2 separate regions of the Homo sapiens genome follow, and region 2 is linked to region 1. A link is an interaction called in ENCODE POLR2A ChIA-PET data of the cell type or tissue named here. Cell type or tissue: B cell. All regions are shown on one strand. Each heading gives the region's core, and the rest is flanking DNA. Links, peaks and the distances in the headings are about the cores only.

Region 1 (8,735 bases), core at 289-8,288:
AAACATTGATTTTCTTGCTTGTGAGTGTACGAATTAACTGTAGGTCTGCTGGAATCACTTGGGCTTGGCTCCTGGCTGCAGTTGTGTTCTGGTATGTTCCATGTATTTCTTCTACATTTTTTTTTTTAATCCTCTTGGGTCAGCAACTACTCAGGCATGTTCAAGGTGGCTAGCAGAAGTGCAAGGGGATGAGCAGACACATGTAATGTTTCTTAACACCTTGGCTTGGAGCTAGCACATCACCTCTGCACACATTCCACTGGCAAAAAATCTATGCCACTATCTATAGCTATTGCCAAGCCTGACATCAACAGGAAAGGGAAATAGACTTTCCTCACTCTCATGCATTTCAAGGTCATGTGACAGAAGGGAGTGAAGAATTAAGAAAGATAATCCTATCTACCACACCTGTGTAACATGGTGCTCCTTCTCCTCTGAGATCTACTTAAACATGGCATAGACCCAAATTCCAAGTTGGAGACAGCTTAAAGCCTCCCGTCAATTTCTGCCTGTTCCTGTATCTTATATCCTCTTGCTCTTCTCTTCCTCATACTCCTCCTGGTCTCAGGGCTCTTGTGACTGTGTGAGCTATCTTGCTCCCACCCTGAGTCAAAGCCAGGTTAAAAGCCCCACCCCCTCACTATTTTTGAGAAGAAACCCAGTCACACTCAGCATTTAGTACATGTAGTGATTTTGTGGAAGATTTGAAAGGTTATGCAGAAGGATTGCAAGTTGCACAACCTTCTACTGCATTTATGGCCCCGCCACTCTCCCATTCCTGGCGGAGACATTAGGGAAGGCTTCCTAGGGGAGGTGGCATTTGAACAGATCTTGAAGGCTGAGAAAGAGTGAGGCATAAGATGGTGGCAGGAAAGAACATTCCAGACAGAGGGAACAGCAGCATGGACAAGAGAGGAAACATCTGGTGTAGTCGAGAAAATGCAAGTCGTTGGCATGGCTGGAGTGGAAGATGTGAGCTGGGGAGTGCTGGGGGGGTGAGGCTAGAATGCTGCACAGGCCCATGAATGGCTTGTTCTGTGTTCAGCTAGGCTAGAACCACTTTTCCAGAATTACCATCTCCATATGGTTCTGGGTTGGCATTAGCCACAGGAGAAATTTGTATGAGATTTGGAAGGTGGGAGTGAAACTGAGCCATATTTTTAATGCTAAGAAGGTCAATGCAGAGCCCCAGACACTGTGGACACAGCTTCCAGTTGGTGCTCTCAGTTGTCCTTGTGGTTCCCAGTTCATCCTCAAGGTTCCAATTTTTCCTAGCTCTCATTCATGTCCAGCCTCCTCCTTGACAGCTGATATAAGTGACCCAGAGACAACATTAGTGAATAGAGTCCTCTACCAGCTCTCACAATTGTGTAAGGTCTAACCCTGTAATAAATCCCTTCTCTGATGCTCACAGTGGATCTCTGATTGAACCCTGAGTGATAGACCTTTGTGTGCCACACTGAGGAATTGGGGCTTCATCTTATAGACTTGTTTTTCTCAACTTTTTGTCATTTGAGGACTGCAGTGGCAGAGGTAATGCTAAATGTTCACCATTCTTATCTTCTTCCTGGGCTCGTGCTTTAGTTCCAGCCTCCCTTGCAGCTAAGTGGAACTATGTGATGAAGTTCTAGCCAATGGAATGTGGGCTAAAGTGAAGTGTTCATGTCTAGGCCTGGTCTCCCAAATCCTTCCACACGACACCACAGCCTCTCTCTCAGTTCTCTAGTTGGCCAGCTGAACGCAGAAGGTTCCATGGTGGACCCCAAGGTGTGGGGGGTTTCAGAGCCACTAGCTGGAAGGAGCCTGAGTTCCTGAATGACTCTGTGGAATCGAGACTCTGACTGCCTTGCACTGGGCTGTGACTTGAGAAGCATAACTTTATTATGTAAAGCCAGTGGGATTTGGAATTATTTGCTAGAGTGGGTAGCCAACATCTGTACCATTACTGATTTAATCACATTTTAAAAATAAGTTTACTCTTTTTTTTTTTTTTTTTTTTTTTTGAGGCGAAGTCTTGCTCTGCCACCCAGGCTGGAGTGCAGTGGTGCTATCTCGGCTCACTGCAAGCTCCGCCTCCTGGGTTCACACCATTCTCCTGCCTCAGCCTCCTGAGTAGCTGGGACTACAGGTGCCCACCACCACGCCCGGCTAATTTTTTGTATTTTTAGTAGAGATGGGGTTTCACCGTGTTAGCCAGGATGGTCTCGATCTCCTGACCTCGTGATCTGCCCGCCTCGGCCTCCCAAAGTGCTGGGATTACAGGCGTGAGCCACCGCACCCAGCCTCATTTTTTTTTTTTTTTTTTTTTTTTTAAGATGGAGTCTAGCTTTGTCACCCAGGCTGGAGTGTAGTAGCATGATCTCGGCTCACTGCAACCTCTGCCTCTTGGGTTCAAGCGATTCTCTTGCCTCAGCCTCCTGAGTAGTTGGGATTACAGGTGCCACCACGCCTGGCTAATTTTTGTATTTTTAGTGGAGACGGGGTTTCACCATGTTGACTAGGCTGGTCTCGAACTCCCGGTGTCAGGTGATCCACCTGCCTCGGCCTCCCAAAGTGCTGGGATTACAGGCGTGAGCTACCATGCCTGGCCAGTTTACTTTTTATAGCTTTAATTTATTTGAAAAGAACTTTTTATTACTATTTATAAATGCAAAAGCAGTATCACTCATAGTAGAGAGAAGGTAATGATAACAAAGAAGTGGTATGAAAATCAAACAATGATGTGATATTCTTTCCATATCTTGTTCAGGACAAGAGCTCCGAAGCCTGAGCCTGCTCTCACTTTGTTATAACGGGAGATTAACAAGTGCTTGACAGATGTTAAAGACAGGGTGGAACCAAACTAGACTTTTTCTGCAATATTCTTGAAACACCATATTATCATGATTATATGATAATCACACCATACTTTATGAAACTACATGAGGGAAATAAAACCGATGAATAATTTTTAAACATTCCTTACCATGGGAAATTTCTTTCTTTCTTTCTTTCTTTCTTTTTTTTTTTTTTGAGACAGGGTCTCACTCCATTACCCAGGCTGGAGTGCAGTGGTGATCTTGGCTCATTGCAACTTCTGCCTCCCAGGTTCAAGCGATTCTCCTGTCTCAGCCTCCTGAGTAGCTGAGATTACAGGCATGTGCCACCACACCCAGCTAATTTTTGTATTTTTAGTAGAGTCGGTGTTTCGCCATGTGGGCCGGGCTTGTCTCAAACTCCTGACCTCGGGTGGTCCACCCGCCTCGGCCTCCCAAAGTGCTGGGATTACAGGTATGAGCACCGTTCCTGGCCTGTAATGGAAAATTTCAGACACACACATATAAACATCATGAAGATAGTACCATAAACCCCTGGGTATGCATTACGCAGCTTTAACAACTACCAACCCTCTGCCATTCTTACTACATCTCCTACCCCTTACACATACCCTACTTCCTTTTCTTGATGGTCTTGTTGGAATATCTTTTTTTTTTTTTTTTTTTTTTGAGACAGGGTCTCACTCCGTCGCTGGAGTGCAGTGGCATGATCAGGGCTCACTGAAGCATTGAGCTTCTGGGCTCAAGCCATCCTCCCACCTCAGCCTCCAGAGTAGCTGGGACCACAGGCACGTGCCACTGTGCTTGGCTAATTTTTTAAATTTTTTGTAGAGACAGGGTCTTGCTATATTGCCCAGGCTGGTCTCAAACTCCTGGCCTCTAGCGATCCTCCAGCTTCGGCCTCCCAAAGTGCTAGGATTATAGGCATGAGCTACCATGCCCAGCCTGGAATATCTTTAAATAAATTCCAGACATCATAACACTGTAATACATATTTCTTTTTTTTTTTTTTTTGAGACAGAGTCTCACTTTGTCACCAGGCTGGAGCGCAGTGGTGTGACCTTGGCTCACTGCAACCTCCACCTCCTGGGTTCAAGTGATTCTCCTGCCTCAGCCTCCCAAGTAGCTGGGACTACAGGTGCGCACCACCACACCCACCTAATTTTTGTATTTTTAGTAGAGACGGGGTTTTGCCATGTTGGCCAGGATGGTCTCGATCTCTTGACCTCATGATCTGCCCGCCTCGGCCTCCCAAAGTGTTGGGATTATAGGCGTGAGCCACCGCACCCGGAATGCAATATGTATTTCTAACAATAAACGCATTAGAAAATATTCACAATACCATTATCATACTTAAAGAATTAACACTTCCTAAGCCGGGCGCTGTGGCTCACGCCTGTAATCCCAGCACTTTGGGAGGCTGAGAGCGGGTGGATCACCTGAGGTCGAGAGTTCAAGACCAGCCTGACCAACATGGAGAAACACCGTCTCTACTAAAAATACAAAATTAGCCAGGCATGGTGGCACATGCCTGTAATCCCAGCTACTCGGGAGGCTGAGGCAGGAGAATCGCTTGAACCTGGGAGGTGGAGGTTGCAGTGAGCCAAGATCGCACCATTGCACTCCAGCCTAGGCAACAAGAGCGAAACTCCGTCAAAAAAATAAATAAATAAAATTAAAAAACCACACTTCCTTGTTACCATCTAATATTCTATGTTCAATTTGCCCTAATGACTACAAAAATGAGGTTTTGCAGTTGGTCTGTTGAAGTCAGGATCTGAGCAAGGGCACACATTGCATTGATTGATATATACTTAGTCTCTTTCTACCCTGTGGGGGATTAATTGCCAAAAAATGGTCTCTTTCTGTATTCACGTCCTTCGCAAGGTGAAGGCGGCTTCTCTTGTTGAGGAGGAGTCTATTTTCAACCTTTGAATCTGGGCTTGGTCAGGTGACTTGCTTGGGCCAATAGAATGCAGCAGAAGTAAAAGTGAGTGCCGTCTCGGTCCCAGCCTTGATGCCTCTACGTGATTCTACATGCTTCTTGGACCCCTGCCTCAGCAAGGAGAGCAAGCCCAGGCAGCCTGCTGTGGGACAAGAGACTGTGGGCAGAAGAGCTGTGCCAGGTGAGGCTGTTCTAGGCCAGCCCATCTTCTGACCCGCCAGCTGACCACAGAACATGAGATCAGCCCAGCCCAGCTCAGCTGAACCTGGCCCAGACCAAAAGAGCCACAGCTTCTTGTGTAATAATAATTGTTATTTTAAAATCACTAAATTTGGCCAGGCGCAGTGGCTCACGCCTGTAATCCCAGCACTTTGGGAGGTCCAGGTGGTTGGATCACTTGAGCCCAGGAGTTCAGACCAGCCTGGGCAACAGGAAGAAACCCTGTGTCTACTAAAAATAGAAAAATTAGCTGGGTATGGTGGTGTGCGCCTGTGGTCTCCACTACTCAGGAGGCTGAGATGGGAGGGTCACCTGAGCCTGGGACTGGAGGTTGCCATGAGTCGAGATCTCACCATTGCACTCCAGCCTGGGCCACAGAGTGAGAACCTGTCTCAAAAAAATAAATAAATAAATAAATAAAAATAAAAAAATAGGCCAGGCGCAGTGGCTCACACCTGTAATCCCAGCACTTTGGGAGGCCAAGGTGGGCAGATCGCCTGAGGTAGGGAGTTCCAGACCAGCCTGACCAACATGGAGAAACCCTGTCTCTACTAAAAATAAAATTAGCCAGGCATGGTGGCACATGCCTCTAATCCCAGCTACTCGGGAGGCTGAGGCAGGAGAATCGCTTGAACCCTGGAGGCGGAGGTTGAGGTGAGCCGAGATTGTGTCATTGCACTCCAGCCTGGGCAACAAGAGCGAGACTCAGTCTCAAAATAAATAAAAAATAAATAAATCACTAAATTCTAGTGTAATTTATTATATAGTATTATTGTGGACAATAGATAACTGATACAAATCTACAAATTTCTTCCTGTTTTTTAAAATGTCATTTACTTGCTGAAGACCCTGGAGCCTTGTCCTTCCGTTTCCGACATTCTAGATTTTTGCTAATTACATTCCAGGTGTTATTTACTGTTAGCCTCCATATTCCTTGTAAATGGGTAGTTAATCTACAGGCTGGATTAGAGTCACATGGGGCAAGAACACTTTATAGAGATTCTTGTTCGCATCACATTAGGAAGCTCTCAATGTTTGGTTATCCCACTTGGAGTGATGTCAGGTTTGGTCAGTGGGTTCAGTGAATAATTTTAGACAAGGTTGGGACACCCAGGGGAGACTTCCTGGAGGAGTCAGGTTTGAGTTGAGCCTCTTTTTTAAAATGAATTTTATGTATTTATTTTTAAGACAGGGTCTTTTAAGACAGGATCTCTGCTCCGAGTTGAGCCTCTTTGAAAGATGGGTGGGATTTAGATAGGCAGAGAGAAGGAGGACACATCCAATGTGGGGAGGGAGGGGTGGATGGCATGAGTCAGAGAGTGTTTTGAAAATGCAGAGCAATAACCAGCAATAACCTTCTATCAGCTTCCTTTATTATCCTCTGGTATAGAGGTCAGGGCAGGAACCAGATTTTATCTCAGGTTGTAATTCTAATGGGTTGGTAATGGGTACATGGAATACTTTGTTGAGATACATTGTGAAACCACATTCTTGCTCAGTGGGAAACTTGCTGTAATTGACTGGTGGTGTCTGTCACAGATCTAGGAAGCCTTGGTGGTGGTACAATTGCTATGAATCTGCTCCAGATCAATGCCTCTGCTCCCGCCTCGGGGTCTTTGACATGGAAGCCCATAAGGAAATGAGGGCTGAAAGGGATATCTAACATGGACTGTGGCAGACCTTAGCAACATTCATTCACTTTTTTTTTTTTGAGGTGTAGTCTCACTCTGTCACCCAGACTGGAGCGCAGTGGCATGATCTCAGCTCGCTGCAACCTCCACCTCCCCAGTTCAAGCAATTCTCCTGCCTCAGCCTCCCAAGTAGCTGGGATTACAGGTGTGTGCCACCATGCAAAGCTAATTTTTGTATTTTTAGTAGAGAGGAGTTTTCACCATGTTGGCCAGGCTGGTCTAGAATTCCTGAGCTCAAGTGATCTACCCGCCTTGGCCTCCCAAAGTGCTGGGATTACTGGCATGAGGCACTGTGCCCAGCTGCTCCATTTCCTTTTAAGGAGAGCCCTGTTCCAGCTGCTGAAAGTGGTGTCCTCAGAGAGCATCCAGGTGTCAGGTCCTTGGGCTGAGCCCCTGCCTCACCTGCAGAAGGCCACCTTGCCCAAGGTCACATAAATTTCCTGGGATGTCCCACGTCTAGTAATTTTGATTAGGGGATATACAAAGGTCTGGCCATCTTGGCCCAATCTAGACAATTCTGAACAGCCATCTTAACTTCCTGTTTCCTGGTGGGGTTGGTAAATATGGTGTTGCACCTGCATTTCAGGTCAACTTCTCTCCCTACCCACTCCTGCTTCCTCTCTGCTCCTTCCCCAGGAGGTGATCTCAAGGGGGCTTCTTCAAATATCCCCTAAACACTAAATTCTATCTTAGAGTCTGCTTCCTGGGGATCCTAATGTGGGATACACATAAGTCAAACAGGAGTTTTGAGAAACAATATTTATCTTTTCTATGTGTCATGCATTCTCATATTATCTATACTATTTTATTTATTTTCATGTTGGTCATGACCCACTACATTGATTTCAGTCAGCCATGGCTTTGAAAACACCTGCCTGGGCTATGCCCGTGAAGCATGGAGGATGGTTAGCATGTCCTTTGGGCTGTCTTTGGCTGCAAGTAAAAGAGCGCCTGGCTAAACATGGATTAAATACTAGGGGTTCCTTTTTTGCATAATAGATTTGGTAATAGGTGATTTCAAAGTTAGTTCATCTCAACAGCTTCATCAATGACCTGGGTTCTTTCCATGTATTTCCTCTCTGATACCCTTGACATGTTGGCCATGTCTCCTCATAGTCACAGAATGGCTGTCGCTGCCACTGCCAGGTATCACATCCTCATACAACCACCTCTAAAGGAAGCAGGTGTGGAGAGCAGCTCCTCACACATTTATTTTATTCAGAAAAAAAAAAATTCTGCAGTTAAATTCAGAAAAAAAAAAAATTCTGCAGAAGCCCCAGGAACAGCCTTCTCCTTATGTCTCCTTGGCTAGAAGTGGGTCATTGTTTATGTCTAATGAATCTCTGCCCATCCAATACCTAAGGTTTCATTAGCAAAAACAAAAAGATGACTAGGCCGGGCACAGTGGCCCACTCCTGTAATCCCAGCACTTTGGGAGGCTGAGACGGGTGGATTACTTGAGGTCAGGAGTTCGAGACCAGTCTGGCCAACTTGGTGAAACCCCATCTCTACTAAAAATACAAAAATTAGCTGGGTGTGGCTGTGCGTGCCTGTAATCCCAGCTACTCAGGAGGCTGAGGCAGGAGGATTGCTTGAACTTGGGAGGCGGAGGTTGCAGTGAGCTGAGGTCATGTACTGCATTCCAGCCTGGGTGACAGAGCAAGACTCTGTCTCAAAAAAACAAAAAAAACAAAAAAAACCAAAGGAAATGGAGCATTTCATGCCCATCACAGTGTGTGTGTGTGTTTGTGTGTGTGTGTGTTTGTGTGTGTGTGTGTGTGTGTGTGTCACTAGATTGTGATGCAAATGTCTTCCTTATTGTGGGTCCTGGTCAGAGTGGTTTGCAAGCCCCTGGCTGGGCTGGGCTGTGCTTCTACCTGAGTTGTTTTTCTCCTAATTGCCTTGTGGGGTATAGTCACTTTTTCCAAGGCTCTGTTTGTGAGAAGCAGCCCTGCATTCATGAGGCAGCCCCCTGGCATATTTGAACACCAATGCCAGGCAGAGCTGTTGGTGCCTCCCATGCATTAAGAAATGGCAGCTGCTGCTGATGTCCCCAGATGAAAA
Region 2 (8,735 bases), core at 394-8,393, 130 kb before region 1:
TGCAGTGAGCCAAGATCATGCCACTGCACTCCAGCCTGGGTGACAGAGTGAGACTGTCTCAAGAAAACAAAACAAAAAACCCCAAAACTCTTCTCCTCCAGCTTCATCACCATCCTTGGATATTTCATTTCTCTGCCCACTGCCTGCCTCTGCATCCCTCAGGCTGTTAAGTTACATGAGCTGATACAGCCGCTTTGTGGCTTAAGTGACACTGAGCTGTGTTTCTGTCACTTATAACCCCAAAAGTCTACAGGTGGAGTTGCTGATGCGGGACACCCCCACAGCTCCATCTCCCATGCAAGAATCCTTGCTGTCCCCACTGTACCCTGATGCTCCTCTGCGGTCACCTTTCCATATCAAAACCTGTGACCGTGGCTCCAACCTGCCTGACGGTCCCACACTCTTTGACGCTGTTGAATCTGCTGTGCTTGGCAATCTCGCCCCCTGCTTCTCCTGCTATCTCTGGCCACCCTCCTCAGCTTCCTGTACCATGTCCCTGCCCCATACCAGGAGTCCTGGAGACCTCAGCCTTGACCCTGTCCTTGGGCCGGTGACTCTCTCTTTGGGGGCCTTAGCACAGCTGTGTTCTCGGTGCCGTTCACGTTCAAATCAAAGACTCCAGTCTGATGTTCAAGATCCTGCTGGGTCATTGGTTTGCTGTGACCCAACTGACCTGATTTCTTACCTTTCTCTCCCAGTCCACTCCTCCTTCCACATCCCCTAGGGCACGCTGTCACTTACCTGGCTGCCCAGGCCAAGAACAGAAAATCGTCCTTGGCTCCTCCTTCTCCCTCACACCCCATCGGTTTCACTTCCTGAACCTGGCTGGCACTCCATCGTCCCCTCTCCCTCACCAGAACCTGCCCTGACCCTCCCTCCACCTGCCTGCAGCCAGGGTCCTCCTTCTCCAATGCCAACCTGACTGTGTCCCTGCTGTGCAGCGACCTCCATGCCCACAACTGCCTTCAGGATCGAGTCCCAGCTCTCTTGGCTTCCCCAGGCCCTGGTCTCCCTGCCAGCCTTATTCCTTCCTAGCACCCTGCCTCTGCCAGCCTCCAGCCACATGGAACTTGCAGTTCTAGAGCGGACCACGCTCTCTTGCTTCCAGGACTCCGCATGGCCTGTCCCCATCCCATCTATCTTCCAGGTCTTACACCTAGATTTTACCTTCCCTGGGAGGCCTTCTTTAATTCTCCCTCACCCCAGTTGGGGTGTACGTCACACTGTCTTAACAACCACTGAGACACTGTCCCCACCACATTGGGCTGTGAACGCTGGGAGGGCAGAGACTCTTCCTCAGTCACAGGGAGAGGCTCAAGAAGTGGTTAAGAGGCCGGGCGCGGTGGCTCAAGCCTGTAATCCTAGCACTTTGGGAGGCCGAGACGGGCAGATCACCTGATGTCAGGAGCTCGAGACCAGCCTGACCAACAGGGTGAAACCCCATCTCTACTAAAAATACAAAAATTAGCCAGGCATGGTGGCACATGCCTGTAATCCCAGCTACCTGGGAGGCTGAGGCTGCAGTGAGCCAAGATTGCGCCCCTGCACTCCAGCCTGGGTGACAGAGCGAGACTCCATCTCAAAAAAAAGAAAAAAGAAATGGTTAATAAATGAATGGATTAACAAAATCTTAGGCACTACTCCTTCAAGGTAAACATATTGCTGACCTCTTTTACAGGTATTAGACCAGAAAAACTACCATCTGGGAGAGAAGGGGAAAGTGAAAAAGACAGACCTAGAAGCGAAGGAGAGAAAAGCATTTTGTGGATGCCTATTTTTACAGGCTCAGAAGCCGCCATCTGTGGGAGGGGGAAAGTCCCTAGTTCATTGTTATCTGACAATCGGAGAAAAAGGTACTTTTTAAGAAAGTCAGCCAACTCCCAACTCCCATGGCCTGATGTCCCTTCAGTTTGCATTTCCCTGTTCCCTCCCAGAGCTATTTTGGGGGACTTGATTTGCATATTAACCACCCTCACCCCAAAACTCTAAGACACAATGGCAGCAACGTGTATTACTATGGTTGCTTATTTTATCACACCTCATATCATCTCAGCATGCTGCTAACTTCCTTCCATGCACTATTTCATTTCAATTCCTAACAACCCTGAGGTTGAGGCCATCCTTTAGGGTCCTGGTGAGGGGGGGCCTTGTCCAAGGTCACACACTGTGGGGAACTGGAAAAGCAGGATCTGCCCCTGGGCTCCATGACTTGGAGACTATGTTCTAGAAAACACAGCTGACAGAAAGCCAGGCAGCCAGTGACCGGAGAGCCACCTGCTCAGAGGGTGGAGTAGGTGGAATTGTGCACACCCCCCTAACAATTCCTGTCCCCCTGGACCCTTAGAATGTGACCTTATTTGGAATGTAGGTCTTTGCAGATGTAACTAAAGATGATAAGATGAAATCATACTGGATTTAGGGTGGGCCCTAAATCTGGTGATTGGTGTCCTTACAAAAAGAGAAAAGGGGCCAGGCGCGGTAGCTCACGCCTGTAATCCCAGCACTTTGGGAGGCTGAGGTGGGTGGATCACTTGAGGTCAAGAGTTCAAGACTAGCATGGCCAACATGGCAAAACCCCGTCTCTACTAAAAATATAAAAATTGACCAGGTGCAGTGGCTCATGCCTGTAATCCCAGCACTTTGAGAGGCCAGGGTGGACAGATCGCCTGAGGTCAGGAGTTCAAGACCAGCCTGCCCAACACATTGAAAACCTGTCTCTACTAAAAATACAAAAATTAGCCGGGCGTGGTGGTGGGTGCCTGTAATCCTAGCTACTCCGGAGGCTGAAGCAGGAGAATCGCTTGAACTCGAGAGGCTGCAGTGAGCCGAGATCATGCCATTGCACTCCAGCCTGGGAGACTGAATGAGACTCGGTCTCAAAAACAAAAAAAGAGAAAAGGACACACAGAGGGTAAGGTCACGTGAAGGTCACAGAGGTCAGAATGATACGTCCACAAGCCAAAGACTGCAGACAACACCAGAGGCTGGGATGGAAGAGGCCTGGGACACATCTCCCCATCCCAAAGCGTCCAGGAGCCAGTCCTGCCAACACCTTGATTTTGGGCTTCTGGTTTCTGGAACTGGTGAGAATGAGTTCCTGTTGTTGAAGCCCCCCAGTTTGTAGTAGTTTGTCACAGCAGCCACAGGCAACCAGGACAGAGGGTGTGTGCCTGAGTTAGCCAGGATGGTCTGTAGGCCAGGTACTGTCTTTCCCTTTATCTTTCCGGGCCACACATTTGTCCTGGACTCCAAGGAGAAAGCCGACTTCTTCAGGGCCCAAAACCACTTGGAGAAAGCCCGATTCTGCAGCCAACAACAGCGACAGCGGCTCCTTTTGCTCAGAGCCCACCGGTCACATCACCTGCTGTCGCTTGATACTTTTAATGCTCCTAAGAAGTAGGCAGGAAGGGTAGGTGAAGTCTCTCCATTTTGCACAAGGGCAAACTGAGGCCTGGGGAGGCGAGACCACTTGCCTGAAGTCACACCGTGCCGCACATTTTGGCAGGGTGACAGAGGCAGAGGGAAGTGGGCACTCCTGTATGCCAGCTGTTGGGCATGTAAATGGGTGTATTCTTCCTAGGAGGGTAACAGGGCAGTTCCTTTCATCTTTTGAAAAAATATTTGAGTCTCTCTGATGTGCCAGGCTTGGGGACAAAGGAGGGGATTGGCCCTAAACCAATTTATATCAAAATTTTATTTCCTTTTTATTGAGATGGGATCTCATTTTGTTGTTCAGGCTGGAGTGCAGCCGCAAACTCCTGGGCTCAAGCAATCCTCCCGCCTCAGCCTCCCAAGTAGCTAGGACTACAGGTGTGTGCCACCATGGCTACCTTGGTTTCTATCAACATTTAAAATGTCCTTATTGCTTGACTTTACAAGAGACTCCCACGTGCACACAGGTGCTTGCTCCAGTCCTGCTTCAAGAGCCCTAAACCGGAAACCACCTCAAAGTCTGTTGCCCAGGACACCATGGAAGACCCACACCACAGAGCACCACACCACTGTGTGGCAGGCCTGTAGACCTCACACACCCACAGGGAAAGGGGTCCTCAATCTACGATTATGGGAAAACTGACAAAATCAACCCCAACTCCCAGGAGGAGAGAGGGACTGGGTTGGTGAGTGAAACTTTGCATTTTTTTTTCTAATAGGTTTGGCTGATACCAAACCTATTAGATATGATTTGGTTTGGCTGTGTCCCCACCCAAATCTCAACTTGAATTACCTCCCAGAATTCTCATGTGTTGCTGGAGGCACCCGGGGGAGGTAACTGAAACATGGGGGCCAATCTTTCCCATGTGATTCTCATGATAGTGAACAAGTCTCACAAGATCTGATGGGTTTATCAGGGGTTTCTGCTTTTGCTTCTAATTTTCTCTTGCTGCCGCCACATAAGAAGTGCCTTTCGCCTCCTGCCATAATTCTGAGGCCTCCCCAGCCATGTGGAATTGTAAGTCCAATTAAACCTCTTTTTCTTCCCAGTCTCAGGTGCGTCTTTATCAGCAGTGTGAAAACTAATACAGTAAATTGGTACCAGTAGAGTGGGACATTGCTGAAAAGATACCTGAAAATGTGGAACCAACTTTGGAACTGGGTATCAGGCAGAGTCTGGAATAGTTTGGAGGGCTCAGAAGAAGACAGGGAAGTGTGGGAAAGCGTGGAACTTCCTAGAACTTGTTGAATGACTTTGCCCAGAATGCTGATAGTGATCTGGACAATAAGGTCCAGGCTGAGGTGGTCTCAGATGGAGATGAGGAACTTTTTGGCAACTGGAGTAAAGGTGACTTTTGGCATGTTTTAGCAAAGAGCTGGCAGCATTTTGCCCCTGCCATAGAGATTTGTGGAGCTTTGAACTTGAGAAAGATGATTTAGGGTATCTGGCAGAAGAAATTTCTAAGCAGCAAAGCATTCAATGCCTGCTGTTAAAGGCATTCAGTTGTATAAGGGAAGTAAGGCATAAAAGTTTGGAAAATTTGCAGCCTGATGATGTGATAGAAAAGAAAAACCCATTTTCTGGGGAGAAATTCAAGCCAGCTACAGAAATTTCCATAAATAGCAAGGAGCCTAATGTTAATCCCCAAGACCTTGGGAAAATGTCTCCAGGCCATGTCAGAGACCTTCACAGCAGCCCCTCCCATCACAGACCCAGAGGCCCAGGAGGAAAAAGTGGTTTCATGGGCCTAGGGACTTGGTGCCCTGTGTCCAGCTGCTCCAGCTGTGGCTGAAAGGGGCCAACATACAGCTCAGGCTGTGGCTTCAGAGGGTGGAAGCCCCAAGCTTTGGCAGCTTCCACGTGGTGTTGAGCCTGCAGGTGCACAGAAGTCAAGAATTGAGGTTTGGGAACCTCTGCCTAGATTTCAGATGTTTGGAAATGCCTGAATGCCCAGCCAAAAGTTTGCTTCAGGGGTGGGGCCCTCATGGAGAACCTCTGCTAGGGCAGTGCAGAAGGGAAATGTGGGGTGGGAGCACCCACACTGAGTCCCTTCTGGGGTATCACCTAGTAGAGCTGTGAGAAGAGGGCCACAGTCCTCCAGACCCCAGAATGGTAGATCCACCAATAGCTTGCACCATATACCTGGAAAAGCCACAGACACTTAATGTCAGCTCATGAAAGCAGCCAGGAGGTGGGTTATACCCTGCAAAGCCACAGGGGCGGGGCTGCCCAAGACTATGGGAACCTACCTCTTGCATCAGCCTGACCTGGATGTGAGACATGGAGTCAAAGGAGATCATTTTGAAGCCTTAGAATTTGACTGCCCCACTGGATTTCAGACTTGCAGGGACCCTGTAACTATTTTGTTTTGGTTAATTTCTCCCATTAGGAACAGCTGTATTTACCCAATACCTGTAACCCCCCTGCATGTAGGGAAGTAACTAGCTTGTTTTGATTTTTACAGGCTCATAGGCAAAAGGGACTTGGTTTGTCTCAGATGAGACTTTGGACTGTGGACTTTTGGGCTAATGATGAAGTAAGACTTTGGGGGACTGTTGGGAAGGCATGATTGGTTTTAAAATGTGAGGATATGAGATTTGGAGGGGTCAGGGGCAGAATGATGTAGTTTGGCTGTGTCTCCACCCAAATCTTAACTTGAATTATATCTTCCAGAATTCCCATGTGTTGTGGGAGGGACCCAGGGGGAGGTAATTGAATCATGGGGGCCAATCTTTCTCATGCTATTCTCATGATAGCAAATAAGTCTCACAAGATCTGATGGGTTTATCGGGGTTTCTGCTTTTGCTTCTCTCTCATCACCTCTTGCTGCCACCATGTAAGTGCTTTTCGTCTCCTGCCATGATTCTGAGGCCTCGCCAGCCATATGGAACTATAAGTCCAATTAAACCTCTTTTTCTTCCCTGTCTCAGGTATGTCTTTATCAGCAGCATGAAAACAAATACAAGGTTTATCCCTAAGAAATTGCCATTTTTGGACTGAGATCCAGCCTGCAGGGAGTTAAGTGGTGAATGAAGTATTTAGTGGAGGTGGGAAGAGAAGGAACCAATATATTCATAACTGGAATCCCTGAATAAGAAAATGAGATTAATAGACTAGAACAAAGATATAATTCAAGAAAACTTTTCTGATATAAAAGAGGACTTAAAAGTGCCATCTTTGTAGATAAAAACTAGAAGAAATTGATAATTTCATATGATTCAACCTAATATATACCTGTTTGCTGTTTTAATTTATTATGCTATACATATGTTCATGTAGCGTTGTTAAAAAACAAACATAAAGCTGGGTGCGGTGGCTCATACCTGTAATCCCAGCGCTTTGGGAGGCCAAGGCTGGTGGATCACCTGAGGTCAGGAGTTCAAGACCAGCCTCACCAACGTGGGGAAACCCCGTCTCTACTAAAAATACAAAAATTAGCCAGGCGTGGTGGCGCATGCCTGTAGTCCCAACTACTTGGGAGGCTGAGGCAGGGGAATTGCTTGAACCTGGGAGGCGGAGGTTGCAGTGAGCCAAGATCGTGCCACTGCACTCCGACCTGGGTGACAGGGCAAGACTCCATCTCAAAAGAAACAGAAAACCAAAAATAAAATAAAATCATAAGTAAGTGATAAAGCCAGCACAGGAACTCAAGTCCGCTAGCTTTGTTCTTTTCTCTGCCAATACAGAGAAAAAAATGGCAGAAAAGTAGATTTTTTTTTCAGCAACAAAAATGACATTTTAGAGATGGGACTGGGAGTGGTGGCTCATGCCTGTAATCCCAGCACTTTGAGAGGCTGAGGTGGGTGGATTGCTTGAGCCCAGGAGTTCAAGACCAGCCTGGCCAACATGGTGAAACTCTATCTCTACTAAAAATACAAAAATTAGCTGGGGGTGGTGGTGGTGCATGCCTATAATCCCAGCTACTTGGGAGGCTGAGGCATGAGAATCACTTGAACCTAGGAGGCAGAGGTTGCAGTGAGCCGAGATAATGCCATTGCACTCCAGCCAGGACAACAGAACAAGATTCTGTCTCAATAATAATAATAATAAAATAAATAAATAAGAGATGGGATCAAGGTTCTGAGATGCAGTCTTACCTCCCTTAGCAGAGGAGCAAACTGAAGACTGCAACATGGTAACCACCACCTGTCAGTGGACAGTCCACAGACTTGCAGCTGGGTGTGCTGCTTCCTGGTCCAGGGTCTTAACACCACCCAGGCAGGGCCAGAGCGGCTGTCCCCAGTCCTAGCTTCACTCATCCTCCCCTATAGCCCTGTCCAGCATTAAGCCTGGTGCATTTCAGCAACTAAATGACCCCTGATCTGCCACCTACTTCCCCCACCCTCTGCCACTGCCCTGGCCAACCCCCTGCCTCACTTGGAGGCTGTCGCAGCTCCTCTCTGCTCTCTCCTTCCCTGCTGCATTCTCCATCAGCTGCAGGAGAGCATCCCTCCAAGCATGACTACATCACTCCCTGTGCAGAAAAGGGCCAGCCCAGCGGTCCCGAGGCTGCCTTCCTCAGACAGGCCTGCCTGGCCTCCACTGGCATCTGGGAATTTGGACTTCTGGAAAATTCCCGCCATTCCCTGATAAGAGCAGCTCATTGTGCCTAGACTGCTTGTGGAAACAGCATGGTTTATGCTGAACTCCTACTTTCATTTGGAGAGTATGGAATTTTTCTAAGTGCCAGGCAGAGGGTACCTCTGTGCCCAGCTCCAATGAAAACTCTGGGCATTGGGTCTCTAAGGAACTGCTCTGCTTGCAAACACTTCACACATCTTGTCACAACTCCCTGCTGGAGGAAATAAGTGTGACCCCAAGGACCTCTGCCCCCAACCCAGGAGAGGGCTCTGGAAGCTTGTGCCAGGTTTTTTCTGAACTTCACCCCACGTGCCTTTTCCCTTTACTGATTTTAATTTCAATCCTTTTGTGGCAATTAATCTGAGCCAGGAGCACATCTGCATGCGAGTCCCACAGGTCCTCCTAGTGAGTCACTGACACTGGGCATAGGGTCTCGGGAACCCTGACACACTCCCTTATTTAAAACTTTTGGCTGGGTGCAGTCACTCACACCTGTAATCCCAGCACTTTGGGAGGCTGAGGGGGATCACTGAGTTCAGGAGTTCAAGACCAGCCTGGGCAACAGAGTGAGACTCCGTCTCTACAAAAAAATCTAAAAATTAACCAGGTGTAGTGGTGCTCGCCTCTAGTCCCAGTTACTTGGGAGACTGAGAGAGGCGGATCGCTTGAGCCCAGAATGTTGAGGCTGCAGTAAGCTGTGATCGTGTCACTGCACTCCAGC

Evidence for each region. Peaks named below come from ENCODE experiments on the same cell type or tissue, not always from the same donor. Only the 100,000 strongest peaks of a DNase experiment are listed, where the experiment ranks them.
Region 2: POLR2A ChIA-PET joins it to region 1 with 9 read pairs; 2 of 35 experiments call an interaction of 5 or more read pairs at or near these places.

Annotation. Positions count from the first base shown.
Region 1 is chr12:110,802,983-110,811,717 of GRCh38, forward strand. No RefSeq gene overlaps it. Among named protein-coding and RNA genes, the nearest start is that of CCDC63, 40 kb to the right of the region's middle. RefSeq lists a cis regulatory region at 4,637-4,900 and an enhancer at 6,211-6,712. In B cell, for the core only: no CTCF peak of the experiment used is centred there; no DNase peak of the experiment used is centred there.
Region 2 is chr12:110,668,443-110,677,177 of GRCh38, forward strand. All of the region lies in intron 3 of HVCN1 (hydrogen voltage gated channel 1), which reads right to left. It overlaps LOC124903017 (a long non-coding RNA gene), which reads left to right. Exons shown (of 2, transcript XR_007063460.1): 2 at 1,679-4,481. Among named protein-coding and RNA genes, the nearest start is that of HVCN1, 16 kb to the right of the region's middle. RefSeq lists enhancers at 580-679, 1,730-1,869, 3,844-3,993. In B cell, for the core only: no CTCF peak of the experiment used is centred there; DNase peaks (open chromatin) are centred at 819 and 1,859; H3K4me3 peaks cover 3,432 bases; H3K27ac peaks cover 7,883 bases.